2 separate regions of the Homo sapiens genome follow, and region 2 is linked to region 1. A link is a loop called in an ENCODE intact Hi-C map of the cell type or tissue named here. Cell type or tissue: heart right ventricle. All regions are shown on one strand. Each heading gives the region's core, and the rest is flanking DNA. Links, peaks and the distances in the headings are about the cores only. Region 1 overlaps SEMA4D (semaphorin 4D). Region 2 holds the start of LOC105376137 (a long non-coding RNA gene).

Region 1 (16,847 bases), core at 2,302-10,301:
CTGCATGACTAGCAACTCCTCCAAGCCTAAGGCCTCTGGGTGCAAGGAGGCAGAACAAACCCTGAATTTCTGCACTATTCACCAGTGGGCTTCACTATTCACCAGTGTTCTGTAGTCAAAGTTTCAGGCCATCTGAATACATTCAATTCATATAAACTTTAAAAAAGTATTTCTCAAAGGCCAAATATGTTTGGCACCTGCTTTGAGAAACCCAATCCTGATACTCAGGAATAGAGGGATGAGCTCCAAGACGCATCACAACAAAACCAAGCCCAGCAGAATGAACAGAGCCTGGAGAAAAGGCTGGCCTGCACTGCAGGCATGCTGGCATTCAGTAGATTAAAACAACCAAGAAATACTTGAATGGGATTCTTTGTAGCTTGCAAAAGAAATTTACCTGTTTTGATTTCCCCTTTTCTGCACATTTTGCTTTTTTGTCTTCTGAGACCTTCCAATACACCTGTTGGGATAGAGTCCATATCAGTGCATATTCTTTTAAAGAGATACTAGTATAAAAATGCACAATTTTAAAAGCACATGATAGAGTTTAGAGCCTAGAGGTTTCTCCTGAGATGATCAATTCTCAGACTGCAAGGGAGGTTCAGAGAGCAGGGGAGCAGCCTGGGGCCTTCATGAACATCCTCACTGTGATCCTTATCCTGAAACCAGTGGAGTCTGGAAGACCAGCTCCAAAAGTTCCATCACTCACCATAAAACAGCAGCAAAAATCAAACTCGTGAAAGTGGAGAAAATTAAATTATTTTTCAAAAACCTAAACCATAAGTATTTTCAAACATCAAAGTGGGCTTTTTTCCATCCATTCAAAGTGACTCTACAGGCCGGGCGCAGTGGCTCACACCTGTGATCCCAGCACTTTGGGAGGCTGAGGCAGGCGGATCACCTGAGGTCAGGAGTTCCAGACCAGCCTGGCCAACATGGTGAAACTCCATCTTTACTAAAAATACAAAAATTATCTGGGAGTGGTGGCGGGCGCCTGTAATCCCAGCTACTCGAGAGGCTGAGGCAGGAGAATCTCTTGAACCCGGGAGGCGAAGGTTGCAGTAAGCCGAGATCGCACCACTGCACTCCAGCCTCGTGTGCCTGGGCAACAGAGTAAGACTCCGTCTCAAAAAAAAAAAAAAAAAAAAAAAAAAGTGACTCTACAGTCCAGTTTAAAAAAAAAAGCCACAATATTCACTGTATCAGTAGAAAGGGAGATTTACGATTCCTTAAACTTGCATGTTGGCAGCAGGAGGAAGTGATGAACTAACACCACCAGCTCAGCTCAGGCACCATCTTAGTAAGATCCATGTTCCTACCACCTCTTCTTTCAAACCAGGGACAATTCGTGATCAGAAACTTCCAGGGGGTGGGGGCCTTAGCCCCTTGCCCTCCAAAGCCCCCACAGAATAGAAAGCAACATAAGACAAAAGGGAAGGTTTCTATATCTATCTCTGCCTCACCTTCCCCAAAATGCCCCCTCTCTCTGTGATGTTCCATAACTGATGCAAAAGAAACCAGTAACAATGTATTTTTCTCCACCAAAAGGCTTGTAGCAGGTGTCAGGACTCAGAGGTTAGGAAGCACACAGGGCTTCTAGGAGGGAGAGTATGAGGAGAGGAACCCCACTTTAGGTTTCTAACTAACTCTGTGAGTTCCTGAACAGCACCCAGGCTGCAGACACAGTACTAAGGGAGTGTCATTTCATAGAAATGGAAGTCCTGATAGGGGCACACAAAAGCGGAACAGAGTCTCATTTAAAATAGCCACTTCCTTCAGCATTTAAAGTACAGATGATTTCGTCAACTCGCATGAAATGCATAAGGACAAGGGAACGTACACTTCAACAGACTCTTGATCACGTTTGCAGGGATTTTCACTGATGCTTGGCGGGGGTCTCTTTATTTTTTTCTTTTAAGTATAAGAGGTCCCCAAGCCTCTCCCCAACCCCGAGGGACCACCATGGTGTCATTAACAGAGCAATGTCTGGCTCTCACTGAACACCTGTGGGGCCAGCACAAACACACTGTCCACAATTCCCCCAAGACCGAGTGTGAGCCTGTGTGGTCAGGAAGGCGCTCAGAGGAAGAGAATTTAACAGACACGCGAAGAGTAAGAGCTGAGTGAGGTGAGACCACCACATCTTTCTGCTCAGAGTGCCTCACAGTGCTGAATACTTTGTTTTTGTTTTTTTGAGACAGGGTCTCGCTCTGTTGCCCAGGCTGGACTGCAGTGGCATGATCTCAGCTCACTGCAGCCTCGACCTCCTGGGCTCAAGTGATCCTCCCACTTCAGACTTCCAAGCACCTCAGACTCCCAAGACCTGAGCCACCACACCTGGCTATTTTTTGCAGTTTTTGTAGAGAAAGGGTTTCGCCATGTTGCCCAGGCTGGTCTCAAACTCTTGAGCTCAAGTAATCCGCCTACCTCGACCTCCCACAGTGTTAGGATAACATGCGTGAGCCACAGCACCCAGCCAAATACTTGTTTTCAGAGCATAATGCTCAGAGCTCATTTATGTGTCAAACAGAAATTGAGAAATAAGCTAGACCCTGGAGATGAAAACAAAAAGAGATCTGGGCAGAAAATGTCCAGCGTGAACCTGGAACAGATTCCAGAGAGCAAGAAAACTAACCCCACACCGCGAGGTCTCAGGAGCCAACCCAAACAGGCTGCTGTTGACCATGGATGCGACGATTTGAGCATGAGGTAGGTGTTTCACTGTGATGGGTCAAAGAAGAGCAAATATCTTTAAATCTATGACTTCATTGTGACACTAAAAATCAATCAAAAAACTCACTCTTGCCCTTCAGAGGGGAAACTGACTCATTAACTCATTATTCTGAAAACTGGTAAATAAAGGCAAAGATTCCAAGCATCGATTCTGCATTTCCCAAAGGAAATGGGACCTCTACGGACCAAAATAGCTGGTGATGGGCACTTCCCCTTTTATACGATTTCCAGCTAACAAGTAGAGAAGGAGAGGTAGAATCAGAACATTGCGTTTTGCAATCTTTGATGAGAAGAGCATCTAGACTTCGCTGGTCAAAGGCCACCGAGACTGAGGAGGAGGAACACCTGCCTCCATGGAGAAGCCCGCCTCACAGCCCTGAGAGGGATGAGCCTGGATCTGACACCCAGCTGGGGATGTGAAGACAGAGGTGCATGCTAAAGACACCATGAGTGGGGCTGGGTGTGGTGGCACATACTTACAGTCCCAGCTACTCAGGAGGCTGAGGCAAGAGGATCACTTGAGCCCAGGAGTTTGAGGCTGCAGTGAGCTACAATCAAATTTTAAATTCGGTTTGATTTTTTAAAATGTTTAAAGACACCGAGGAATCAGGAGCAATGTGAAGAGTGGGACATGGGATGGGCTGTGCAGAGTAGCTTTCTCAGGAAGGAAACCGAGGCTGGCTCCTAGAAGCGGAGACTGAATGGACAGGGTGACCAGCTGCAATGGATTGGGACAGCGTGGTTGCAACCTGATTCAAACTAAACGTTTGAACCAACTAAACAAGCATCATCCACAAGAGTCGGTGAAATATGAACACTGGCTGAATGTATGATGATATAAATTTTGGAGAAGCTATTTTTGATTATTTGCACGACAAGGGGCCCTTTCCAGTAAGAGATACCCAGATGAAGAATGTGGTGTCGGGATCTGCCTCAATGCCCCAGGAGGTGGAGGGTACTGTAGGCAAGACTGAACACCCGGCCTTGCATAAGCTGCAGTGGGCACAGGGCTCATGGCATAGCTGTCTCTGCTCATAGGTATGTTTGAGATTTTTTCATAATAAAAAGTTCAAAAAAAAAAAAAGCAAAGAGGGTGGTCCCCGGGTGAACTGCTGGTGGACACCCAAAGATGGGGCTGCATGGTCACAGCTACAGAATGGAGGCTCCAGGTAAGTCAGCCCCCAGCCCCACAGTGGGGCCAGGAGAGGCTGCCCACTCAAGCTGGGCTATGTGGACATGCAGGGGAGCCCAGGACGTACCTCATGCTGCTTCTCGGAGATGTTGAGTGCGTTCACAGCGAAGACCGCCTCCCGGGCACCTATGTACAAGGTGTCCTTGTCCTCGCTCAGCAGCAAGGCTGAGTAGTTGTAGATGTCTGGCTCATGAAACTGCACCAGGTGCACCTCTGTGGGATGCAAGGGCAGGGTCAGAGTGGGAGGAAGAAAAGAGCGATGGAAGCATTTTTAAACCTGAGCACATCCTAGGTCCCTGTCTCAGTGACAATGAGCACGTCTGGGTGCAGTCATGTCTCGAGGGCCATGTGTTGCTGCAACAGGCACTGCTACAGTGGAGGTGGCCTCAGTCAACGCCAGACCCACAGTGTAGCCATCAGGTGTGCTCATGGGAACCACTCACAGCCCTAGAGCTCAAGCCCGGAGCCAGTGTGCTCACTTTGAAGCTGTGAGTCGGACATCCCTTCCTGCTCCCTCAGATCCCAGAATCCCAAACCCTGCTCTGCCAGATGCTTCCTGTGATGGCTCCCACCCTCTGCCCACCCAACTCTGGTCTACATGCCTTGTCATCCACAGATTAGGTGTACAGGAATACAATGACTTAGGATTTTCTTATTCAGGAAAAGAATGTTTTACTTCAAAATCTTCACAAAATTTCTTTTGGAGAATATATCCATCAACGAATGCAATTCTCAGTGATCACCACCACAAACTTATAGACAGAGAAACAAGTGACGTCTCTTTGCTTATTAGGTTACTGTATCAATAGCTACTTAGGAAAATGAAGATTTGAGCAATAGCTGCTTAAGAATAATATAAATGTATCAGCATTATTTTTTTTAGGACCTGTTTCTTCAACTGTCCTGACAACAATTTGAGCATTTTGACCTTGGCTTTTTACATATTACCAAGAGTCTGCTTTATTTAAGAGTCAGGTGGGCCAGGTGTGGTGGCGGGCGCCTGTAACCCCAGCACTTTGGGAGGCCAAGGTGGGACGACTGCTTGTGTCCAGGAGATTGAGGCTGCAGTAAGCTATGATTGTCCCACTGCACTCTAGCCTGGGCAACAGAGCCAGACCCTGACTTCGAGAAAAAACAAAGAGAGTCAGGTGTTCATACTTTCTGTTCTAATTTTCCCATGTGGAAGAGAGATGCACACAGGCAGCAGGTCCTCTCTCTCAGCACAACAATGGCCTATATTGCTGACAGCTCTCAGCCACCTGCAAGCAACACCTTGCTCAGGACCCAGGGTGTAAGCTCTCAATCCACTGAGTCAGAAACCCGGGTCCCCAGACACATCCTCCAAGAGAAGAAATAACTAAAAAAAAACTAAACAGCAGGAAAGGAAAGTAGCTGGCATGAGGCTCAGCTGCACGTAGGACGAGCATTCTTATGATGCCTCACTGTTCTTCTCAGGCGCCTGGAGCAGACGCTCAGTGGGGCGGGTGCTTTGGCAGCACGCCGCGAACATTACTAGGTACGAGGGAGGGAAGCTTCCTGTCAGGGGTCCCCAGATTCAGAAACCAAATCAGGAGGTCTGCACGAGCCTTGCTGAGTATCTACAGTTGTCACAGCCTCTCCCTTAGATCAGCTGAGTAGGCCTGTCTGCTCAGACAAAAGTTCTCAGAGCAGAGAATCCAACAGATCACATGCCAGCATCCTCAGCCACCTGCCTGAGCATCCCAGGAAGTGGAGTTCCTGTCCCGTCCCCAGCCACCCGCCTCAGCATCCCAGGAAGTGGAGTCCCCATCCCGTCCCCAGCCACCCGCCTCAGCATCCCAGGAAGTGGAGTCCCCATCCCGACCTCAGCCACTCACCTCAGCATCCCAGGAAGTGGGGTCCCCATCCCGTCCCCAGCCACCCACCGCAGCATCCCAGGAAGTGGGGTCCCTGTCCCATTCTCAGCCACCCACCTCAGCATCCCAGGAAGTGGGGTCCCTGTCCCGTTCTCAGCCACTCACCTCAGCATCCCAGGAAGTGGGGTCCCCATCCCATCCTCAGCCACCCGCCTCAGCATCCCAGGAAGTGGAGTCCCCATCCCATCCCCAGTCACCCGCCTCAGCATCCCAGGAATTGGGGTCCCCATCCCATCGCCAGCCACCCACCTCAGCATCCCAGGAAGTGGGGTCCCCGTCCCGTCCTCAGCCACTCACCTCAGCATCCCAGGAAGTGGGGTCCCCATCCCATCCTCAGCCACCCGCCTCAGCATCCCAGGAAGTGGAGTCCCCATCCTGTCCCCAGCCACCCGCCTCAGCATTCCAGGAAGTGGGGTCCCCATCCCATCCCCAGCCACCCGCCTCAGCATCCCAGGAAGTGGGGTCCCCATCCCGTCCTCAGCCACTCACCTCAGCATCTCAGGAAGTGGAGTCCCTGTCCCGTTCCCAGCCACCCGCCTCAGCATTCCAGGAAGTGGGGTCCCTGTCCCGTCCCCAGCCACCCACCTCAGCATCCCAGGCAGTGAGGTCCCCATCCCAGGCCATCAGCACCCCTGCAGGTTTCGTCACTCACCTCTGTGCTCCCAGGTGATCCGGGGTATGGGTGCAAATGCCATCGCTGTCCCAAACATCACTGCAAGGGCCATGAGCAGCCCCCTAATGGGGGTGCACATCCTCATCAGGTAGAGGCGACCCCAGGGGCTTCAGCAGCAAAGGCTCACGGCAGCAGGTGGCCGGGCAGGTGTGCTATTGCAGATGCGGCTCAGCGCCCCAGGACCAGGGCCAGCAGCACAGCCTGGAGCTCGTGAACAGCGCGGTCCCTGAGAATCCACATTTCCCAGTTCTCCAGGTGAGGAGGGGTCGCTCTCACCACCGCAATGTCAAAGCCCACTTGATACTTCTTCAGGGCCTCAGAAGAAATGCTGGAAGGACATGAGAAAGAAAAGGCAGGACCCATGGTGAGTGATGACCTGCTTCTCACTGCTCTGTAGCCCCTCTGCTTGCCCTGGATCCTCACCCGGGTCCATCTGCTGAGGAATACGGAAGGCAGCGGGGGACAAAGAGAGTCTTAGAAGTGGACAGCCCAACGGACACAGGAAAGCGAAGCCAGGGTCTTCAGGAGTCAGTGCTTCCCGCTCCTCCAGCTACCAGCCCAGAACACAGGACAGACACATGGAGAGGACCTGGTGTGGGGCACCCGGCAGACACACATGGCCGGCTGGCTGCCCAGCTTCCTTCCTGTGTGGCTGCTGTGTCCAGCTGGTAATGAGATGAAAATGAAGGAAGAGAACTCGGGTTTCAGTTTCCCTTAGAGACTCTGCCTTTGTAACGCTCAGCGAGGAAACGGCCAGAAAAACCAGAGGCTGCAGAGAGAGCTAAGATGTACATGTGAGTGCACACACATGCACACACACAACATATGCGCACACATATGTACACACACACATGCACGGATGTACACCTGTAGAAACACACGCACGTGAGGCCTCACCACGCAGGAGTGTCTGACCTCCTGCCCCAAATGGGACCCTGCTAGCTCTTCCAGTCTCACTTAAAGAAGTCTGTGCACCATAGAAATGGTGGTAACTCACTCTGATTTGCCCAGTAAGAAACAGCCCTTAGTAAAAGAACAGGCTTAATGCTGCTTAGTGAAATTGTGGGGCTGGTGGTGGGAGAGGCATGCACAGGCCTCCTGGCCCCATCTCTCATGTCCCCAACATTCTCTGATGACTGCATGGCTACTGTCCTGGTGTACCTTTGCTGGGCCCCACAGCGTAACCCGCCACAGGACTGGCCCAAGGGCGTCTAGCACCTTGATCTGGGGCCAGCTGCACCCCTGGGTTCACTCTATGAGAATGTCCTGAGCTGGGCACCCAGTGATTGGGCACTTTCACATTACACTTCTGTAAACAGTTCACTCAAAACAGCAACCTGGGATCCCTGAGTCCCTTGCTCCCCCTTCTATCCAGGAGTCCTGTGAGGGTCATGGAACAACCACACCCCTGAGCTCCAGACTCTAGAACCCCACTCCTCCCTACCACCTCCACATGCCGCCTTCCACACCCAGCCAGACACAGCCGAAACAGAACCTCACTCTGCTTCCAGCCAATTCCTACAGTCCATGTCCCCACCTAAAAAAAAGCACCAGCAGTCAGGGGCCGACCCCATCTACCTCTAACCCCACCCCCACCCCCAATCCATAGATGGTGCTGCTGCTCAGCCTCAAACACATCTGGGGCTTGTCTCCTCCTGTCCATCTCCACCACCATCACTCATCTGAGCAATGCTCACCTCTCATCCTGGCCTCTTGCTTCCATGGTAGAGATCACTGGCTTCCTGCCCCAGCATCCATGTTCCTGCACCCTCGCTAACAAAATTCCGAGGTTACTTGGGTTGGCAGTGTGCCCAGCTCACTATATCTCCCAGCTTCTCTGGTGAGAGTTCTGGCCAAAAAAACTGTATGTGGAATTTATTAGATGGCAATTCCAGGAAAGCTCTTTAAAGGAGGCTGATTCAGCTAGCAATTCCCTCAGTCCTTCTCTTCCTGCTGCTGCCTGGAACTAGAATGTGATGGCTGGAGCTCTGGCAGCCATGCTGTCAACATGAAGATAAAAGTCTCATTCTAAGAATGGCCAAGTGAAACCCACAAGAGCCTATGAGACCCTAGGCTATGAGTCTATGCAGACTTGCTAATAAAATTATTAAAATCTTTAAATTACTTGCTTGCAGATTTTTGTTACCAACAAATACCATTCCAAACTGACACAACCTCCCTCCAGTCCACTGCCACAAAGTAGCAGTGGCCAAAGTCATGCTCTTATCATAAATCCAGATCATATCCTTTCCCCATGTGAAATGTTTCAACACCTTCTCATCACTCAGAATAAGGCCCACATTTTCATCATGGCCAGCAAGGCCATGGACAACCCTACTCTACCTCCATCCAACTGCTCCTCATCCACACTCCCTCCACTGCACTGTCCTGGCTACACCTGAACACACAGGGCTCGGCCCCTCTGCATGGCTGTGTAACGGCTGTCTCTCCTGCCTGTCAACACCACTTAGAACATTTCCAGATGTGTCTGTTCTGAAGTTGCCGGTCTAAATCCCACTGCACAGTCTCATTCATCTGAGAGGCTTTTCCTCTGTATAACTGATTGGTAATTAGGAGTGGCTCCCAAAAGCTGCTCCACTTTGAGCTCCCAAACCAGTAATGGTTTCTACATAGGCTCCCAATGAAGAAGACTCAATAAATTATAGGTTCAGATCTTCTGAATTCCAGGCACATTTGCAGCTCCTTGCCATAATGGTGTCACTTTTTGTTTGCAAAACAGAAGTTGACCTACTTGGCCTACAAAGTTGTGAGAATTATCTGCTAAATCATATTACTATATAACTAATCAATTAGCATCTGATAATAATAATGTTTATTGCTCTGACAAATACGAATGGAGCTCCTGCTAAGCCTGGAACAAACAAGTCCTGGCCCCACAGAACCCACGCCCTGGAGTGGGGCTGCGTGGAAGCAACCAGCCCAGGGCCTGGCACCCACAAACATCCCATGCCCCTCCAGGGTCCTGCTGCCCTTGCTCTTCTCAGTCCTCATTGCATGCAATGACAGACATAAGAAAGGATGGTAACAGTGGTGACAAGCTATCCACAGTCCCTCAAGAGAAAAGCTCCCATTAAAAACCAGCTACCCCTCCTTTTGGAGCAATGATCCCCTGGCATTTTAAGGATGCGTCCTTTCTCCCGTTCCATGTGACAAACATCATACAGCCAGTGAGAGCCAGAAGTGACAACGTGGCCAGGCTGCCCCATCCCTTAAAGCAGAAGAGGACTGCACACTCGCATTGTGAGAGACTTCACACTGGCTCCCGCGCCACTAGAGGAGGAGGAGGAGGCAGGCCTGCGGCAGGCAGGGCCTTGGAAAGGGTTCTTGTCATGCATGCAGCAAGGACACCAGTGGCCTGGTCCATGTGCTGCAGTCCCAGCCCAGTGAAACCCAATGAACTGACATTGGCTCCTCCAAGCCACACCCAGACCCAGGTCCCAGCCAGTGCCAAGCTGTGCACAGCAAGGATAAAGCAGAAACAACCTCTCTCGTGGCATGTCCCCCAGCTGGGCAAAGGTCCATACACACAAAAGAAACAGCAATGAGCTGCCATGGGATGGGAGAAGGCGCTCTGAAGACGGATGCGGAGCCTGCAGAGGTAAGGCGTGCCAACCACACAGGAAGCCAGCCGTGGAGACAGCCCAGGGGCAGGCGAGTGGGTATACAAACCGCTACATCCAGACAGGGGAACGTTACTCAGCATTAAAAATAAATAAGCCATTAGGCCATGAAAAGACACAGAGGAACTTTAAAAGCTTATCATTAAAGAGAAAGAAGCCAATCTGTAGAAGTACATACTGCATGATCCCAACTATAGGACATTCTGGGAAAGGCAAAACCATGAAGACAGTAAAAAGATCAGTGGTTCCCAGGGGCTGGGGAGAGAGAGGGTTTTTAGGGCAGGGAAACTAGGCTGGCAGGGATACTACCACGGTGGACACATGTCAGTATGCATTTGTCCGAGCCTACAGAATGTACAACACCAACTGGCAATCCTAATGTCCAGATACAGATGTCGGGTGATAAGGTACCTATGTGGGTTCACCGACTGTAGCAAAGGCACCACTCTGTGGGGGGATTCTGAAAATGAGGGGGCTGTGCATGTGTGGGGAAGGAGCATATGGGAAATCTCTGTACCACCTTCTCAATTTTTCTATGAACCTAAAGTTGATCTAAAAAATAAAGTCTATTAAAATCAGTAACAACAAGGAACAGGCCTAGGAGTTCCTTGCCAGTCACAAAAGCAGCCTCTGTGAGGGTTCATGGCCTGGACACATTAAGGAAGTAAGTGCCCACACCGGAGGGCTAGGAGCAGAGACGCAAGACCCACAAGGCCCAGTTCATTTCGGGTCAAATACCAAAGATGCTGGATCACTGTTGGAGAGATATGGTTTACATGGGATCTAATTCCTATCTAGATCCCCCAACTGCAATCAGTCCTCTGCGTATCCCAATAAGCATGCTGGGGTCAGGCCAGGCTAAGAGTCCAGAGCCAGGAGATGGGAGAACACAGAGATTTATTTCAACTCTCTCTGGAAACCCAATGAAATGACTCTAAAAGGATATGAACTTTAAGGATAAAAATGGAGGAGGGAGGTGACTTTGGAATCTATTAATAGGTGAGCAGTAACCAACGGTGTGCTGGCAAGCTGTAACAACTGGCTCTCCACGGGGTGGGCAGTGGGGGTGGGCGGTGGGGTAAGGTGGGGGGTGCCCAGCTTGCAGCACACGCTGATTTCTGTGGTGTAAATGCTGCTTTCGAGCTCCCAGAATGATGCCGCTGAACTGGGGAGAGGTGCACAGCAGCACCCAGCACATGGCACTGCCATCTCAGATACAAGAGGCGAGTAACTGCAACCACACAGATAACAGTAGAATGCACACGATACTAGAAAGGAATGAGTTCTGAGTATTTTACCTTTTTAAATATAATTTGTTTCATTTTAAGTCCACATATTTAATTTTTAACAGTGGCTGTGTTTACCACCAACCCTGTCACACACCACCAGAGCTGACTGATTTGAATTTCAGACCAGAGTTGAGCCAGGGCCTGGAAGAAGTCACAAAGAAACACAACCTGGAAAATGGAAGCAAGCTTAAAAGTAAAATGTGGTGAAAGAAATGAAAGGCTGGAAAGTAAACTAAAGAGGTTTCCTAGAAGTTACACACGTAGCAGAGATGAAAAAAAGGGGAACAGACAACTGGACGATCCATTCAGGAGTCCCACATGAACTGGCAGGAGCTCCGGGAAAAAAAATGAGGAATTATTAAAGCAGTAATAAAAAGAAAATAACTAGAACAGAAGGACCTGAGCTTTCGGAATAACAGCGCCCAGGAGCACAGTGAATGAAAGGAACCCGCCCACACCAGACACATCATCCTGAAAGGAGGGTTACATGAGGCTTCCAGAAAGAAACAGGCCACAAAGAAATTACCTCTGAGTGCCCCACTGGAGGCAGCAAAGCAACGCCTTTGAATCCCAGGGAAGATGACTTCATACCTAGAATTCCCCATCTAGTCAAATTATCAATCAGTATGAGTGCAGTACAGAACACTGCTTCAAACCTACAAGTTCTCAAATGTTTTACCTCCCTCAGCTTCTTTCTCAGAAAGCTACTGCAGGATTTGCTCCACCAAAACAAGGGAGCTGCTTCCCAGGTCTTCTTTCTTAGGAAGCGAGTGGAGGAGAGGCAGAGAGAGCGGGGAGCTGGGGAGCAGGCAGAGGCTCCAATGGGGCGGGGCAGGAGAAGGCACAGTGGATTACTGATTGCATCTGTGGCTTTGTTCTCAGAAATGCATTTTAAGGCTCTGGCAAAGAGTCTGAAGATGAATTAGAACAGATACACAGATTAGAAAATGAAGTTATTAACCCCAGGGAAGCAAGAGTGACCCATGAATGGAAATGTAACCAGAGTGTACTTATCACTGCCCAGTTGCATAGCCCCCATTACAAAAATTACAACTAACTCCACTGGAGGTCTGGGGGAAGAAAGAGAGGGAAAGGGAGGGGACAAGAGTCAGAGAACACAATCCTGTCTTCCATCATAACACAACATCTAAGATGGGAAAGTCAGGAAATGTAGGCATATCTAATTTGAAGGAAAATACCAAAATAGTGAAAATAGTTGAAACTCAGTGTCTCAGGGCAGCAGGGAAGGGACAAAGGGACAAGACAAGCAAGTGCTGCTTCCTCTCTCAAGTTAAAGAAGAACTACTTCACTTTAAAATTACCTGCATTAATTACTCTCATAAAATGAATTAACCTTAAAAAGACATCCATGTTCTGGTTCCTCACAGCCTGGGGAAAGCAGCCCAGTGGATCCAGAAGCAGAAGACATGACCCCCTGAAGGGAGGCTCCCAAGGACGGGAAGAGTGAGCTGACTCTGTGCAGAGCCTGGGTCCCTAGGGCAGCCAGATCTGGGGGCTCAAACACGCTGTAAAAATAGGATTGTTCACCGCAAAGCCGAAGTGCTGGGCAGTGGCACAGGATTTAATGCAGAATGCCAGCACCTAATGTGGCCAGCCTCTTCCACTCCACTCCTGCCCCCTCCCTCCGATGCACCCCACCCGTCTCAGGCTGCCTTGCAGCCTTGGCACTTGCTGCTCCCTCTTCCAGACTGTTCTACCCCCAGGAGCTGCTGGTGGCTGGCTCCATCCCACAGTCACCCTTTGCCTCCCCTGACCCCCACACTCCATCCCCCTCTGTGGTATTGTTTTCATAGCACTTGGCCTAAGGACCTAAAAACGCCTCCCTGACTTAGTTGAGGTAGAACAGGAGAAACACAAACATCCCAGTGAGAAGACTAGGGCCAGACCCGGAGAGGACAAAGGTAAGGAGCCAAGAGTAGAAAGTTCCACAAAACAAAATCGCCAGTGAAGAGAGATTGAAAACAAATCTTGTAATAGTATCCACGACCAAACCCAGGGATGGCAAAGCCATCCCCAAACGAATGTGGCTGAGAGAAGGTATTTCCAGGAGTGTCAGCAGGTGCCCAGGTGGAAGCCAGCAGGTTCTCCTGTGTGGCTTTAAATGGTTACGAAGGACTGTCAGGACTGGTGCTGTTTATGCGGTTACTCAAACTGGTTATGTTGAAAAGAAACCTTTTTCTTAATTGCTTTTACCTTGGACCAATCCAGACACTGCCATGTAGAGCTCAGCAGGGCACGGGCACCCCCACCTGGCTTCCAGGCCCTGCCCTGAGAACAATGATTGACCACCAGGCTTCCTGGCACGGATTTATATCCAGGTCTGCAGTGTATTGATCTCATCAGCAGACACCAGATTCTCGATGGCATAAATCAGGCCCTGCTGCTCTTCTCAAATGGCCTTTAAAACAGTCCACATGAGTAGCCAAAGGTCAGGACAGACCCCATGCCACATACTGCTCCTCCCAGGGAGGGGGAGGGGGCTGCACATTTTCTTTGTGACACTGGAGGGTTTTTTTTTCCTTTTTCAACAAGAATGCATTGTTTCATATAATTTTAAAGTTGCTTTAAGCAAAGCACACACCACAACTCACACAGATCTGCCGGCCCTGCGAGTTCTTTCAGAACAGTGGCTCCATAATCATTGATGGGTGTTACATTAAGGACCTCACTCTAAATAGTTAAATTAAAACAAAAGGAGAAAAAGGCCATTTTGCTGGCTTTCTTCGCCATTTCTGAGAAGCAAAGGTATCCCGCTGGGAGCTGAGCTGTATGCATGTGCATTTTGCCCTGACAGTGTGAAATTGCTGCCCTTTGCATTCAGAAAGAATGACTTGACACAGGAGCCCATTAGAAAGACAGGGTTGTGAAATGTCACTCTCATTACTTACACGTAATTGGGGCTGTTCATGAGGGTGCACGAGCCCACTTTAAATGTCAGCAGAATGGAACTCCAAGGGGGCTCTGAGCCCCACACTCTTTTGCCTGTCAGTACTTGTCAGAAGGCAGCTCTCCCACCCCCAGGGGTCTTCAAATCAAGGCAGGAGATCACAGCAGAGAAAATGGGAGTACCCAGCAACCACTGTGCATACATGTCTGCGTGTATGTATATATATATGTGGACACATGTACATCTGTGTGTATGCATCTGTGTATGTGCACGCATGTGCATCTGTATTTCTGTATGTGTGCACATGAACCCGCATAGATATGTGCACCTATCCATGTTTGTACATTTGTACACATCTGTACAGGTGTGTTGTGTACATGTGTATGTCTGCATGTCTGCACATGCATGTGTATGTCTGTGTGCATACATATGTACACCTGTGTGAGTGCATGTGCATCTGCTTGGATCTCTGCATGTGTATACATATGTGTATGCATGGGCATCTGTGTATGTGTGTGTATAATGTATGTGTGCACCTGTGCATGTCTGCCTGTGTACATATATCCATACATATGTATCTGTGTATGCATATACATGTATGTGTGCACAGCTATATGTGCACATACGTGCATGCATCTGTGTGCGCATCTGTGTATGTGTACGCAGACATGTATGTGCGCATCTGTGTGTGCATGTGTGTATATGTGCATCTGTGCATGTGTCACTCTGTTGCAGAACATACATTCTGATCTAGTGTTGCATCTTAGATGTGAATAGTGACTGCTGGCAAGTGTCCTGTAAGGCAGGAACCATGAACCAAAATGCCATCTGGGGACTGTCCAGTCACCCGTGTCTCGGCTCCTTCCTGGGATCAGCTGTCTGGCAGCTAGGGTAGATTACAGAGGGGACACCAGTCACTACCACATGGAAGGTGTCAGTGCTTCTGCCAGCAACAGGATGCAACACTGGCATTAAAATGCCCTGGCTGGCATCCCAGGGAAACTGAAAGGGGATCTCTGGTGACAGCTGTGGACTGGCCAATCTAACATAGGCAGTCATTACCTGGACCCCTGACCTCACTGCATGCAAACTACTGCCTGGGGGAGCGTGTTCTGGCTTATTTCTTATCTCAGGGGTTTGCCCAGATGGGGCAGGTAAAGCTTAGAGTCTCTCCAGGCCCTACAACCAGGACAGTGGAGGACACGCACTCACCACATCTTCCCTCCCAGCTGGAAGCAGGCAGCCAGGTGCTGGGAAACAGAAGACACCACAGCCCTCACCAACCATGCCCTGCCAGTACCTGGCCACCTAGTATCCCCACCCTGGGATGTCCTCTGCCCCCAGAAACCCCTCTCCCACCTCCAGTTAGGATGCTGATGTCACTGCCTTGCAAACTGAGGATAAAATGGCCTTATCCCATCAGGAATCAGGAATGGGTTTCAGGAGCTGTCTAGGTCACAAGCATAATAAACAGTTTATTGTTCCAACTTCAGTTTTCCTAGAATTAAAATGGATCCCTGGAGACCAACACTCCAGCTCTGCAGGGACATGCCTAGCCCTGGACCTGTGTTGGGCCGGACTCACCCAGCAGGGCAGCTGCCAGGACCAGTCTACTTCACCCTCAAGCCACATCCCTGCAGGGGCAAGCGAGCCACAGCCAGGATATCTCAGACATGCTCTAACCCTCACCCACTTCCCAAACCCCTGGGTGCAGCATGTACAGAATGGGAAACCCAGGGAGAGAGACAGAGGGCGGTGGGAGTGAAGAACACAGGCATCCATCTATCAGCAATGTCGGCAGGACAAGCGCTATGAGGATGCACGCAGAGTGGCGGCACGAACAGGGCCCTTCAGAGGAAGGGTGGGGACCCCTCTAAGCAGCAGCCAGCATGGTAGAGATGCAGACTGTCATGCCATTTGTGTGACATCACTCTACTCTTCAGACTTGGATACAGACAATACTGTCTTTTCTGGAGGGTGTGTGGTGTGTGCATGCATCCTTGGGCCCAAGCAGGTTAGTGCTAGCAAAAATAATCATCTTCCACTGGCCTAATGTTGACCTGCTGCCATCTCTAAGGGGGCCAACGGTCTCCCTACTGGACACTGGCTCCCAGGCACAGTGTGGGGTTGTTCTGGGAAGTGGCTGGCCAGCCCCTCAGGGAGGACTGTGTTAACCCTGCGGCCCTAAAGGGATGCCTGGTGTCATGTCTTTCAAAGGTGATACTATGGTCTGAATGTCTGGATTACCCCCAAATTCAGATGTTGAAATCCTAACCACCAATGTGATGGTTTCTGGAGAGGGAGCCTTTGGGAGGTGACTGGGTCAGGAGGGCAGAGTCTTCATGGAAGTAGTGCCCCTATAAAAGGAGTCCCAGAGAGCTCCCTCACCCCTCAACCATGTGAGAAGACGCTGTCTATGAACCAGGAGGAGGGCCTTCACCAGACACCAAATCTGCCAGCGCCTTGATCTTCGACTTCCCAGCCTCCGGAATGGATAAATAAATGTCTGTTTTTAT
Region 2 (13,661 bases), core at 479-8,478, 110 kb after region 1:
GCTTTTTAACTTCCAAAATTGTGTTGACATCTTTCAACTACTGTCATCTCTTCTCCCATTCTCCAGAGTGCTCATTCCCCTCCACAAACATTTTACTAGGGAAATTTCCAAACAGAAATGGTGCAACAATTGGTTGGTGAATGCCTGGATACCCACCACTAATTCCCCAATTAGCAGGTGGCTACACTTGCTTTATCCCACATCTGTGCACCTGGTGATCTATGCACCCAGCTATTAATCCATCTCATTTTAAAAAATACAGTCCGACTGCAGACATCAGACATCAGGACACTTCTCCTTTAAGACTTAATACTTTAAATGGCATTGGTTCTCTTTATGGTTTCAACTCTTTCCCTGATGTCTGAGGAAACTAGTTGGAATTACGTGAATTGCTCTTCTGTTCCTGCAGTTATCAAGAGTTTCTTCCTGGTCGGATATTCTGCCTCTTTGGCAAGTTCCTCTCTCTCCTTATGAGTTTTCCCAAGTGTCCAGTAATTCTTGGTTATCTGTTGATGTTTAAAAATAAAGACCTGGGTTGGCTGATTTGGGTGGCTGGGTTGGCCTATGCTATGGTCTGAAAATATCCCCCCAAATTCATATGTTGAAACTTTACTGCCAATGTTGTGGTATTAAGAAGTGGATCCTTTGAGAGGTGATGAAGTTGTGAAGGCTGAGCCCGCTTGGATGGGACCAGGGCCCTTCTAAAAGGGCTTGAGGGAGTGGGTTCGCCCTCTTCCATCTCTCTGCCATGTGAGGACAAGCGTTCCTCCCTTTTGCCTTTGTGAGGATGCAGCAATGAGGTGCCCTCTAGAAAGCAGAGAACAACCTTCACAGATGCCCAGCCTGCCAGCACCTTGATCTGGGACTTCCCAGCCTCCAGAACTTTGAGAAATAAATTTCTATTCTTTATACATTCCCCAGTCTCCTGTGTTTATTTTGGTGTCAGGAATGGTCCAAGACAGCCTCCCTCAGCCTTTGGGCTTGTAGGTCTGCTCGCCATAGGAAACGGCTCCTGGACCTAGGTGTATGCGGGAGTGTGGTGCAGGTTGAAGGCTGCGGGTTGGGTGAAGGTATGGAGGTGAGGGGGAGATGGCTGTTGGGCTGGGCACCAGCAAACTGTGGAATGGAGCAATTTGGTGGACTGCTATGGAGTCACCTTAGTGAAGCTTCCCCACATTGTTCAGAGTTAGCGTGGACCATGCTATTTGTAAGGCAGAAGGGAAGCACAGAAATGTTTCTTTTATGCTTGGAAGGCGGGGCCAGGTCCACTAGATGCTACTGCAGCTCACATGTCTTGGCTGGTCTGCTGGTGCACAGGCTGGGGTGGGCAGTGGCTGGGCCTGTGGCTGCTCCAGAAATAGCCAGATCCCTCCACCCCAAGCTTCTCCTTCCCCTGGGCCGGGTGCATAATTCATTCTGAGATAAGGGTGTCCCCTTCTCCCGCAGGACACATGGATCATCATCGAGGTTGGCGGCTCAGAGCTAAGGAGCACACGCTGCAAACCAGCCCACCTTGGGGATGTGACTTGTCCTCACCCTCTTTATACCCATGTCCCCTTCCTGACGCTGCCCCAGGCTTCTGAGACAGTAGCCTTCCACAGGCTTGGAACTGCGGTAGGCATCACACCTTGTGGTTCTGCATCCCTGATGGAGCTCACGCTAGCCCCCACACGCCCACTAGAGCAACTGGACCACTTAGGAAGTTTAAAAGTTTTTAAAATAGGGGTTCTTGTATTTATGTTCATGGTTTCTGTGTATTCTTCTTTAGACATAATATAGATGGCATCCTTGTGTTTATAATTAAATTCAATATACCTAATACTGTTTAATGACTGGAAGCTTTTGCCTGCCAGGTGAAAATGGAGATCTATTTGTTTACTTATAATAGTTATCACCCTCCATCATACTTTAAAAATAGGAGTCTTGGGCTCCAAGCTCATATAAATCAAGAGACTCCTGTACCTGGAGACATTCTCCCTCTGTGCCTTTGGGTGCATCTCAGCTCCTTCCTCCTCCCAGCTTGGCTCCGTCCAGGCTCAGTCCAGATCCTGGAGCCACGGGCACTGAAACAAGGTCTTCTTAAAAGTCTGGAAGAGTTTAGGAGGCTTCAAACATCCATTCATTTACAGGTTACCAGGACAATCATCTCACTGCAGACACCTAATGATGTCTAAAGACACAGTGTTCCGACTAAGTGCTTACTGTGGGCCCTACACTGGGTTCAACACCGTGTTTCAATATTGAAACTTTTTCATGGTGTGTTGAAAAGAACTGAAAATGAATACAGCAAACACCCGTCTGAAGGACAGAGATGACCAGTGCCGAGCAGCCTCCTGCAGCCCCCGCCAGCTCAGCCTCCACTCGCCCTGACAGGCTACCGCACAGAGGTGAGTGTTTCTTAGACTCTTGTGTTGCTGTCATCATTGTAATCACACATGTATGCACCTTGGGGCATTTCCCTATCTCGTTTTACAGACTTTATGAACATGGTTAATATGCCTAGCTCAAGGATTTCTTGGGAGCCCGAGGGTTACAAATTAGCACACAATCTCCTAGAAAGACAGCACAGCCTTGGAAATAGGTGTTTTCTCTATTTCAGAATTCATTTTCCACACTCTCTTATAGGAGTTTCTTTTTTCTTCCCATTCTGTGTTTAAGCCTCTTCTGACCTATAGTAAATCTCACTGTTTTGACATTGTCTTCTCTGACTGTGTATGGCTTCTTCTAATTATTGCTCATCAAATCTATTTCTTAGCATTATGTCAAAATCAGATGGTTATTTTTTCCATCTGTTGCCACAATCTGTTCAAACCATCACACTAGGTGAACCTGCAGGAAATCGTATCAGCCAAAAGAGAGACGAATGTGCTTCAGCCAGACTTAATATGGACAGGGTTTTGGTGTGGAATACGATATTTGAAATCTTCTTATATAATGTCAAGTTCAGAAAAATGGCTATTTTCTCTGGTGCCAGCAGTGGGTAACACAAAAGCAATGGTAAGGCACAAGTGGGAAACCCTCACAATATTCTTGCTCCATAATATAACAATATTTAATAAAGAAGCTCCCCAGGCCCAGCCCATTCCTCTTCAACTCAGAGGGAAAATTGAAGTCCCTATATTTCATTTCAAAGGCTCTAAGTGAATCGGAAGGAAAAAGTCCTCTTCTTGAAAGCATTTCACGTGGACAGAGTGGACTCATTCCATGCTACGCTGCTCCTGCTAAGCAGAAAGCTGTGGTTCCTTCTTCATTAAGTAAAGTGGTTTGCAAAGCTCCAGCATCGTAGCCATGTGCTAATGGTATTAGGACCGAGGGACCATTGGCAGCTCAAGGTTGGAGAGTGAAGTGGAGCCAGGAAAAAGTGGGCCTTGACAAAGCCTACTGGTATTTTTTTTATTAGGGATGCAATGGTGTCTCTATTCACTGCAGCAGATACAGAATGCAGCAAAAGATTGTGCTGGAAAAACCCAGTTAAGAGAGAAAGACAGAATCCCTCAGTCGAAATGTATTTTCCAGGAGAGATAAAGGGTGAGCCTCCGTTGTGGGGTTGCATACTGGCCCCACTCCAGGATGCCCACATATTGGGGTCAGGTTTTCATGCTGCCCGCCCCCACAACCTGACTTCAGCCCTGAGGCAGAGAGGATCCCCATGATGCTACCACATGTGGTACTGGTCCCCTTTGTCAGTGTCAACTTGAAGTAATTTATTGCTTTGCCTTTCAGAGCAGAAAATAGATTCATTGGTGGTTTGTAAAAAGCATGCTTTTTTGTGAACGTATTCATATGTTTTACACTTTTATTTTCCTTGTGCAATTATCGACTCTCACTTTCATTAAATTGTGTGAAACAGCAGCTAGCCCACGTTACAATCATGTCTCTTGGTTCTCCCTGCCCCTCCCCCTCGGATATCCAAAGGCATCTGCTGTTCCTAAAAGGCTGGATGAATGACAGACCGTGATGAAGGGCCATGGCTGCCCTATAAATGGACCACTGCTTGTGCTGCTTGTGACTAACTCTTTCTTTTTGTTTTTGTTTTTAGAGACAGGGTCTCATTCTGTCACCCAGGCTGCAGTGCAGTGGCGTGATCACAGCTCATTACAGCCTCCACCTCCTGGGCTCAAGTGATCCTCCTACCTCAGCCTCCCAAGTAGCTTGGACTACAGGCACAAGCCAGTATGCCCGGCTGATTTTTTAATTTTTTGTAATGATGACGTCTTGCTATGTTGCCCAGGCTGATCTTGAAATTCTGTGTTCAAGCGATCCATCTGCCTTGGCCTCCAAAAGCAATGGGATTATAGGTGTGAGTCACTGCACCAGGCTGGTGACTTACTCTTTCTAATATCATAATACAAAATCCTTGATCTGGAAAAACATTTCCTCTTCATCCTCAGCGCTGACTGGGGCTGAGAAACCTTGGTGGGAGGCTGCCAGGGAACCTTCTGCCCAAGTGGCTCAGCGCCAGTGGACTCATGGAGTAGCAATTGGTCTCAATGACAGAACTGGCTTTGGAGCAGCAAATTTTAGGGGCACCAGGAAGGCCTCTTCCCCACCACGGTGCTTGCCACTCCACTGTGAGAATTTCTAATTTCTTTAGGGCTCAGGTCTTCAATAGTGCTGGTACTTCTAAAAGTATCTGAGCTTGAATCTTACTACTACTGTCTTTGGATGTAGGTGGTGGCCAAATGAGAGAAGAAGGATGTTTGGGAACAGAATAGGGCTGACGGATGTTCTAGGAGCACCAGGGGCGGGGGATGGCTGGACAGAAGGAGGTGAGCATCTAGTCTCTCGGCTTGTGGCTTGCATCTCACCAGCCAGTGAGGAAGGAGCGGGAGAGATGGGGTTCTGGGTGGCCTGGCCTGGGGCTCCCACTCTTTGTCCTGGGCAGGAACAGCAGCCTACACACCTTGCAGGGCTGCTGTCTGTGGCCCCAGTGCCCTTGACACCCCAGGGGGGCTGCAGACGCATCACCATGCTAACAGACTGTGTTCAAGGTGCTGAAGGCTCACTGATGTCCATCAAGGGCCTTTAGCCTCCATGCCTGTGGTCGGGTGCCTGGGAAGGAAACCTGAAAAGGGGCAGGGGGGGTAGGGGAGGTCAGAGACTGCCTCCATGCCACCCAGGTAAGGGCGCAACACACAGCAAGCCACCTGCCACAGGCTTGGAGGAAGGAGAGATGAAGACCACTCAGCTCTGGTTCTTCGTCTCCACCCTCATCCCAGCCCTCGGGCTGCTCTCGGCTTCTCTGGACCAAATGCCCTAAGAGGCTTTGACACTTTCAGGGATGAAAGAGTGGGATGAGGAGAGGAGAGAGAGACTGTGGTGGAGAAGGCGCCTTGAGAAGGGCCAGGGAGTAAGCCCAGAGCTGACTGCGGGGGTGGGCATGGGCCCTCACCTACAACTGTCTTCCCCACAGGAACCCCAAGCACTGGAAGAAAGAAAGCCCAGTCAGTGAGGCCAAGCCTTGGTTAAGGAATCGTGCCCCTGGGGGTCCACTAGGATGCATGCTTGTTATCTGGGACATATTTTCCTTTTATTTTTTAAAATTTTTAATTTGATTTTTTTAAAAAAAGTTTTAATTTAACTTATTTCTTTCCGATTTTTATTTTAGGTTCAGGGGGCACATGCGTGAGTTTGCGATATGGGTGAATTACATGTCATGAGGGTTTGGTGTATAGATTATTTTGCCACCCAGGTAATAAGCATAGTATAGGATAGGTAGTTTTTCAGCCCTCAACCTCCTTCCACCCTCCACCCTCAAATAGGTCCCAGTGTCTATTGTTCCCTTCTTTGTGTCCATGTGTACTCAACGTTTATCTTCCATTTATTTATTTATTTATTTATTTATTTATTTATTTAGACAGGGTCTGGCTCTGTTGCCCAGGCTGAAATGCAGTGGCACAATCTCGACTCACTGTAACCTCCACCTCCCAGGTTCGAGCCATCCTCCCACTGCAGCTTCCCAAGTTACTAGAACTACAGGAACAGGCCATCCAGCCTGGTTAATTTTCATAATTTTTGTAGAGATAGCATTTTTCCATGTTGCCCAGGCTGGTCTTGAACTTCTGAGCTCAAGCCATCTGCCCACCTTGGCCTATGGAAATGCTGGTATTACAGGTGTGAGCTGATGCACCTGCCCCTGCTTATAAGTGAGAACAAGTGGTATTTGATTTTCTCTTCTTGTGTTAATTCACTTAGGATGATGGCCTCCAGTTCTATCCATGTTGCTGCAAAAGCCATGATCTCGTTGTTGTTGTTTTTTTTTAATAGCTGTGTAGCATTATGTGTATGTGCCACATTTGCTTTATCCAGTCCACCACTGATGAGTATCTGGGTCGATTCCATGTCTTTGTTATTGTGAAGAGTGCTGCAGTGAACATACAGGTGCATGTGTCTTCATGGCAGAATCATTTATGGTTCTTTGGGTAACGGAATTGCCGGGTCAAATGATACTTCTATTGTAGGTTCTTTGAGAATGCACCAGACTGCTTTCCACAGTGGCCAAACTAATCTACATTCCTAACAGCAGTGTGTAAGCCTTTCCTTTTCTCCACAACCTCACCAGTATCTGTTATTTTCTGACTTTTTAATAATAACCATTGTGACTGGTGTGAGATGGTATCTCATTGTGGTTTTTGATATGCATTTTCTTAATGATTAGTGATATTGAGCATCTTTTCATACGCTTATGGGCCACATATGTGTCTTTAAGCCTTTTTTAGCCAGGCTTTTTTTTTTTTTTTTTTTTTTTTAACAAACAAAACATGTGCGTCCCAACATCTAAAACAAGCAAAGTAGATCATCTCCATGAACAGAAGGTTGGGGGCCTGGAGGCTGTCTCTTTGTCCTGGGCAGGAACAGCAGCCTACACACCTTGCAGGGCTGCTGTCTGTGGCCCCAGTGCCCTTGACACCCCAGAGGGGCTGCAGATGCATCACTATGATAACGGACTGTGTTCAAGGTGCTGAAGGCTCACTGATGTCCATCAAGGGCCTTTAGCCTCCATGCCTGTGGTCGGGTGCCTGGGAAGGAAATGTGAAGAGGGGCAGGGAGGGTAGGGGAGGTCAGAGACTGCCTCCATGCCATCCGGGTAAGGGCGCAACACACAGCACAGGCTTGGAGGAAGGAGAGATGGCTGTATCTTGGATCCTCTGCCTCCTGGGATACCAGCCCTCGGGATAGTATCTTTTTGCCCTTGACAGCAGAAAATGCTACCTGTTCCTGACAAGCACGTAGTTGATCTTTGCATATCTGCTGCTAGACCTTTGGAAAATGAGTGTGAATCTCAGCTTGAGGAGACTTCAAGAAAGCCTGGTGACCCCTGCCAGGAGGGTGACAGGTGAGGCCCTAGCACATCTGTCCTTAGTGCGAGGCACAGCCACTCTCCCACCCCTGATTGTCTGTACATGAGGGTGGGCCTGGAGCTGGGAGATGGTACAGCCCAGCACCTGAGTGAGACCTTTCACAGAGAGATCACTTCCTTTTTGTGCTTTGTTGAGTCTTGGCAAATCTTAACCCGATTCCTTTCTGGGGAGGGGGAAGGAAGGGGTCTCCAGATTGTCAGATGCACAGAAATAACTGAAAGCCCTTGGTGTTAAATGCAGCCTTGAGTCTGGTTTTGGAAAGAATTGGCCTTCTTGGAAACTGTAGCCTCAGGGATGCAGAGAAACTAGGCCAGAACAGGAACTTGGGCAGGGAGTGAGTTTTGTTCCCTTCACCAGATCTGGGAGGGCTCAACTGTGTGTCTGCAACAGGTCAAGAAGCAAACTCTAGAAGGCCCTGCCCTCCTGGACTAAAATCTTCACTTCTCACGAGCTGATGGTTCAGTCCTCATGCAGCCGGGGCATGTCCCAGGAAAGCCCCCAGGGTGGCATGAGAAGCAAAAGGAGGTTTTCAGACTGCTTTAACCAAGAGTACCAACCAACAAAGAGTACAACCAAATGGTGCCTGTGACTTCAAAGGCCAGGTCATCAAAGGCTGACAGCTCCCTCCTGCGGGGCTTGCTGAAGCCCTCATTCTTGGAGATCTGAGCCACCAAATAAGAAGCCTGAGCCTCCTCAGCCCACCATGCCATGGGAAGCCCAGGCTGCAGCAAAAGGCTACATGGAGAGGATCCATTCAACAACCCCGGGCTACCAGCTGGCAGCCAGCATCAGTGTCCATCCAGGTGGGTGAGTCACCGGATGGCTGGCCCAGTCAAGCCTTCTGATGACTCCAGCCCCACTGATATCTGACTATCACCACATGAAACACCCTATACAGCAACTCACACAGCTTAGTCCTCCTCACATTCCTGACCCTACAATTGTGAAATGTCATATGATACAATGGTGTTGTCTTAAGCTACTAGCTTGGGGTGATTTGCAGTGCATGCATAAGGCTGTGCCCATGCTCAGAGGTGTGCGCAGGCTCAGGAAAGACCTAAGAAGGCCCAGAGCTGTCACCTCTGGCTGACCTTGAGGCCCTGTGCCAGCAGGAAGTGAAGGCCAAAGCAGAGTTGGCAATTAACTGGCTGACTGAATGTTGAAGGCATGCCAGACACACATACACAGAGCCCTGTTGCAAAGATCAGGGGACATACTGGCTTCAGGCTGCATTAGTCAGGATTTTCCAGAGAAATAGAACCAATAGGATAGATAGATAGATAGATAGATAGATAGATAGATAGATAGATAGATAGATAGATATATGATGGATTGTTTCACCCAATTATGGAAGCTAAAAAGTTCCATGATCTACTTGTCTGCAAGCTGGAGAGCCAGCCAGTGGTGTAATTCCACAGCATCATTCAGTCCAAATCCAGAGGCCTGAGAACCCAGGGAGCCAGTGCTGTCAGTCCCACTCCAATTCCATAGCTCCAAAAACTGGGAGTGCTGATGTTCGCAGGCAGGAAGAAATAGATGTCTCAGCTCATGCAGAGGGAGCAAATTTACCCTTCCTCGCTTTTTTGTTCTATCTGGACAAAAATCACCGTCAGTGGATTAGATGGTGCCCACACACATTGATGAAGGCTTGTCTTAGTCTGTTTTGTGTTGCTATACAACAGAATACCTGCAATTGAGTAATTAATAAAGAACAGACATTTACTTTCTACCGTTCTGGAGACTGGGAGGTTCAGGATCAAGGGGCCCACCTCTGGTGAGGGTTTTCCTGCTGTGTCATCCCGTGCCAGAGCACAGAATGGCAAGAGCAGGCAAGAGAGAGAATCCTTTTGTCAGGACCCCACTCCTATGATAACCAAATTAATCCATCCATGAGAACAGAGCCCTCATGGCCTAATCACCCTGTAAAAATCCCACCTGTCAACACTGGGGTGCACTGGGGCTTAAATGTCTAACATATGCTTTTTGGGGGGACACATTTAAACCACCGCAAGGTTGAACTTCTTTACTCAGTCTACTGATTCAAATGCGAATTTCTCCTGGAAACGTTCTCATAGACACACCCAGAAATAAGGTTTTACCAGCTTTTTGGGCATCCCTTAGCCTGGTCAAGTTGTTACTGAAAATTAACCATCATACAGGCATTTAAGGAAATCTCTGTCCAATTGCTAGCTGACTACTGTGCTAACTGAGGAGAAACTTCAGTGGCCACACATGACAAAGAGTGCAGGCTTCACACAACTAACTCAGAAAGGTCTCTGAACAAATAACAACAACAACAACAACAAACCCTGGGTAGTGGGGAGAATCTGATTTCCAAAGTTGTCACGTTTCATTATTTAAAATGCCAGTTTTCAGCAAAAAGTTAAGAAATATGCAAAGAGGCTGGGCGCGGTGGCTCACGCCTGTAATCTCAGCACTTTGGGAGGCTGAGGCAGGCAGATCATGAGGTCAGGAGATCGAGACCATCCTGGCTAACACGGTGAAACCCCGTCTCTACTAAAAATACAAAAAATTAGCCAGGCATGGTGGCAGGCACCTGTAGTCCCAGCTACTAGGGAGGCTGAGGCAGGAGAATGGCGTGAACCTGGGAGGTAGAGCTTGCAGTCAGCTGAGATCAGGCCACTACACTCCAGCCTGGGTGACAGGGCGAGACTCCGTCTCAAAAAAAAAAAAATATGCAAAGAAACAAGAAAGGATGACTGTTGTCAGATGCAGGGGAAAAAGCAGACAGTAGAAACTGTTCCTGGGGAAGCCCAGGTATTGGCCAAACTTACTAGACAAAGATTTTAGGTCAGCTATTTAAAATATGTTTACTGTAATCCCAGCACTTTGGGAGGCTGAGTCAGGAGGATTGCTTGAGCCTGGGAGTTCAAGAGACCCCATCTCTACAAAATACTTAAAAATGAGCCAGGCATGGTGTGTGGCGGTAGTCCCAGCTACTCAGGAGGCTGAGGCAGGCCCTGAATTTTGTGATTGCTTGCACCCAAGACTTTGAGGCTGCAGTGAGCTATGATTGCACCACAGCACTCTAGCCTGGGTGACAGAGCAAGACCCTATCTCAAAAAACAAACAAAAAAAACCCAAAAAACTATATATATATATATATATATATATGTTTAAAGAACCAAAGCAAAGTATAAAATACTGTTTCACTGAATGGAGGATATCAATGAAGAAATAGAAATTATAAAAAAGAAAATTATAGGCTGGGTGCGATGGCTCACGCCTGTAATCGCAGCACTTTGGGAGACCGAGGCAGGTGGATCACCTGAGGTCAGGAACTCGAGGCCAGCCTGACCAACCTGGTGAAATCCCATCTCTACTGAAATACAAAATTAGCTGGGTGTGGTGGTGCATGCCTGTAATCCCAGCTACTCGGGAGGCTGGTGCAGGAGAATCACTTGAACCTGGGAGGCAGAGGTTGCGGTGAGCTGTAATCATGCTGTTGCACTCCAGCCTCGGTGACAGAGCAAGACTCCATCTCAAAAAAAAAAAAAAAAAAACTTATAGAAATTCTGGATGTGTTGCTGAGGTGTCCAATATTTTGGCTGAAAGATGTTCCATGATTCTAACTACTGGAGATAAAAGGAACAACGATCTGGAAAATAACATTTTCAAGTAAAAAGTGGCTGAGACTGAGCCCAAAGTGATGCCTCAGTCTGCAGGGGGTGTGGCCCACGGGAGACAGGCGGGTGTTTCTCACCCTGGCCTGCCTCCTGCTCAGACTGAATTCAGTGTCTTATGCATGGCAGGCACTCAGTAGTCTTTGTTGAGTCGTAGGGTTGAAGGGGTCAGAGAGAGAGGAGGGGAGTGGCAGGAATCATGGAGACGTTTACAGGGTGGGAGCAGAAAAGAGTGTTTTAGACTTGGTGACTTCTCCGGTGACCTCAGTGCTGTTTCGTGGCAGTGCTTTTCAGGTGCAGGAAGTGGTTTGCCTTTGCCCCAGCTTAGGCACTTCCTCTTTGTAGAAGAGTCAGAGGCCTGCAAGAACTACTCATCCTGCACCAGGAGTAAAACCCTATGGCTTGGAAACAAAGTCTGCAGGCTTCGAGCCAGTTAACGGAGCAGCTTCAGAGGGGTAGACGTGTGTCCCATTCATGTCCAGTGTGTGGAGCACACTGATGTGTGCAGGCCCTTCCCAGGGGCTCAGCGTTTAGCAGGGCATGGACACAAATACCTCACCACAGGGCCATCTGAGAAGTGCTGTGAAACACAAGTGCAGGCCAGCAAGCTTTCACAGGATGGTCACGCAAGGAAAGGAAGAAAGTCTGCAGCCTATGGATGATGTGCAATTCTCCCCAATGTCAAAAGAAATCCAAGACCTGTGAAACTCGTAGACTCAGTGAGGAAAATTTTTGACCACCTGCAGTGACTGGAACTACTTCCCTGAACTGCTGGAGCTCTTAGCGTAGCTAGTCAATCACTCAGGCCCTGGCTGGCTCACTCCTTGTCCTGCTGCTGGCCTTGGGTCCATCCACCTGATCATCCTCACTCTAGCATGATAGCAGGTGAGGACATGGAGGTGGTCAGTGACTCAGCAGGATTCTGTTGAGTAGCTCCTGGGTAGATATTCATCAGATCATTTTTCTTTGTTATTAGATTTCAAAAAAATATATAATAAGAGATGGGGATGCCAATGGAATAATGGGATAAGGGGTTGGAATGTTGGGGTACAATTAGCTTTACTGGTCATTTATTCATGCTCTTTCTTTGTCTAATTCCAGAGATAATTGTGACTTGACTTTATTTAGAATTCCAAACACAGACCTTGCCTGAAATAGGAAGCCAGTCTAACATCTGGAATCCCCTGATTATACTCATGGAAGACACTGTCCTTTTCCTATTTAATGGAATTTCCTCATTTCCTTTCCTGCCAAAAGAATCCAATTTTGCATTAAAGTTGCAGGCAAAGAGCCCTTGATCTCAGAGAAACTAGGCGTCCTGCAGTCCCTTTGGTTTAAGCTATTTAGCTGTAGCAACCCCCTTCCCTTTGCTACCGATTGTTATGGGGTGGCACAGAACCCTATTCTGCACGTGGAGAGGTAAACAGAAGTCAGCTGAAGCCTCCAGGTCTTTTTCCCTATGGCTTCCTTCTGGTTTGGGATGCTCACGTGATGCCTGGAGCTCTCATAGCTATTTTGTAACCAGGAGGTAAGCAGTGTATGGCCCTAAAGCTCTTGTGCTGAGAGTGAAAACTGAAGGGCAGGCCATGCCTGGCTTGGAGGACATCATTGAGCAATGGCGCCAGCTCTGACTTTCCATGTCCAGGCCACTTCTGTGGCATCCGTAAGTGTCACAATTATTGAAGCCCCTCTGAGATGGGCGTTCTCATATTTGTTGCCAAAATCACTTTTATGGAAATATTTTTACAAAAATCAGCCTAAGTGATACTTTACACAGACATATTTATTCCTTTTCAACCAACCTAAGCCCATGTTTTCATTCCTTTCACTGATGATCTCATCTGTCAGCAGAGACAGGAAGGACAGCTGGAGGGTGTCACCTCCACATAGGTCCCAGACAGACAGATAGGAGGAGGTTGAAAGCGGCCCATTGGGCTCTGTGGGTTGCAGAGGGAGGTGTGCTAGAAGGAAGGATTTGGGGAAGCAGCTTATTCTGCCCTTTCCTTCTGGGCTGCATCCTGGGCTGAGGGTCTTCCCGTGTCAGCCAAGAGCAAAGGGTAGGGAGGCTTTTGGACAGTCAACATCTTGGGTCTCAGAAAGATACCTCCTCTCTGGGGACCCCCACTACTCCTCAGGCTCGCTGGGAGGGTGGGCAGCGTGGTGCTTCTAAAACATGTTTGCAAATTCTTTAATAGTCCTCTGGCCAAGAAGTGCAGCCTGTGTTCCTGTCCTTGAACCCAGATGGACCTTTGTGTGAGTTCTGAGGCTCAGATAAAAGAGGCCACACTTCTGTGTCCAATGCCCTTGGAACACTTGCTCTGGGAGCCTCCATATAAAAAGTCAGAATTCAGAGGACTCCAAGTGGAGAAACCACATGGAAAGACCAGAGAGAAAGAGACAGACAGACAGACAGAGGAGAGAGAGACAGACAGACCCAGAGAGAGAGAGACAGAGAGAGGGAGAAGAGAGAGACAGAGAGGAGGAGAGAGAAGAGAGACAGGGAAACAGAGATACACACAGAGAGAAAGGAGAGACAGAGTTGGAGAGAGAGAAGAGAGAGGGGAGAGAGAGAGAAACAGAGATAGAGACACAGAGAAAGGAAAGAGTGAGAGTAAGAGACAGAGAGATACAGAGTGAGGCAGAAAGAGACAGAAAG

What was found. Hi-C counts contacts between places; a loop is a spot of excess contacts. Peaks named below come from ENCODE experiments on the same cell type or tissue, not always from the same donor. Only the 100,000 strongest peaks of a DNase experiment are listed, where the experiment ranks them.
Region 2: it touches region 1 in a loop (1.9-fold over the local background); 3 of 110 quality-filtered maps call a loop at or near these places.

Annotation. Positions count from the first base shown.
Region 1 is chr9:89,398,879-89,415,725 of GRCh38, forward strand. It overlaps SEMA4D (semaphorin 4D), which reads right to left. Exons shown (of 16, transcript NM_001371194.2): 3 at 6,473-6,821; 4 at 3,993-4,138; 5 at 398-460. The coding sequence starts at 6,578. Among named protein-coding and RNA genes, the nearest start is that of SECISBP2, 89 kb to the left of the region's middle. RefSeq lists enhancers at 6,524-7,345, 6,945-7,114, 7,346-8,166, 7,655-7,704, 7,715-7,814 and 5 more. In heart right ventricle, for the core only: no CTCF peak of the experiment used is centred there; DNase peaks (open chromatin) are centred at 7,113 and 9,998; H3K4me3 peaks cover 510 bases; H3K27ac peaks cover 901 bases.
Region 2 is chr9:89,511,246-89,524,906 of GRCh38, forward strand. It overlaps LOC105376137 (a long non-coding RNA gene), which reads left to right and starts at 12,852. Exons shown (of 3, transcript XR_930102.3): 1 at 12,852-13,661. RefSeq lists enhancers at 11,556-11,635, 11,776-11,885. In heart right ventricle, for the core only: no CTCF peak of the experiment used is centred there; no DNase peak of the experiment used is centred there.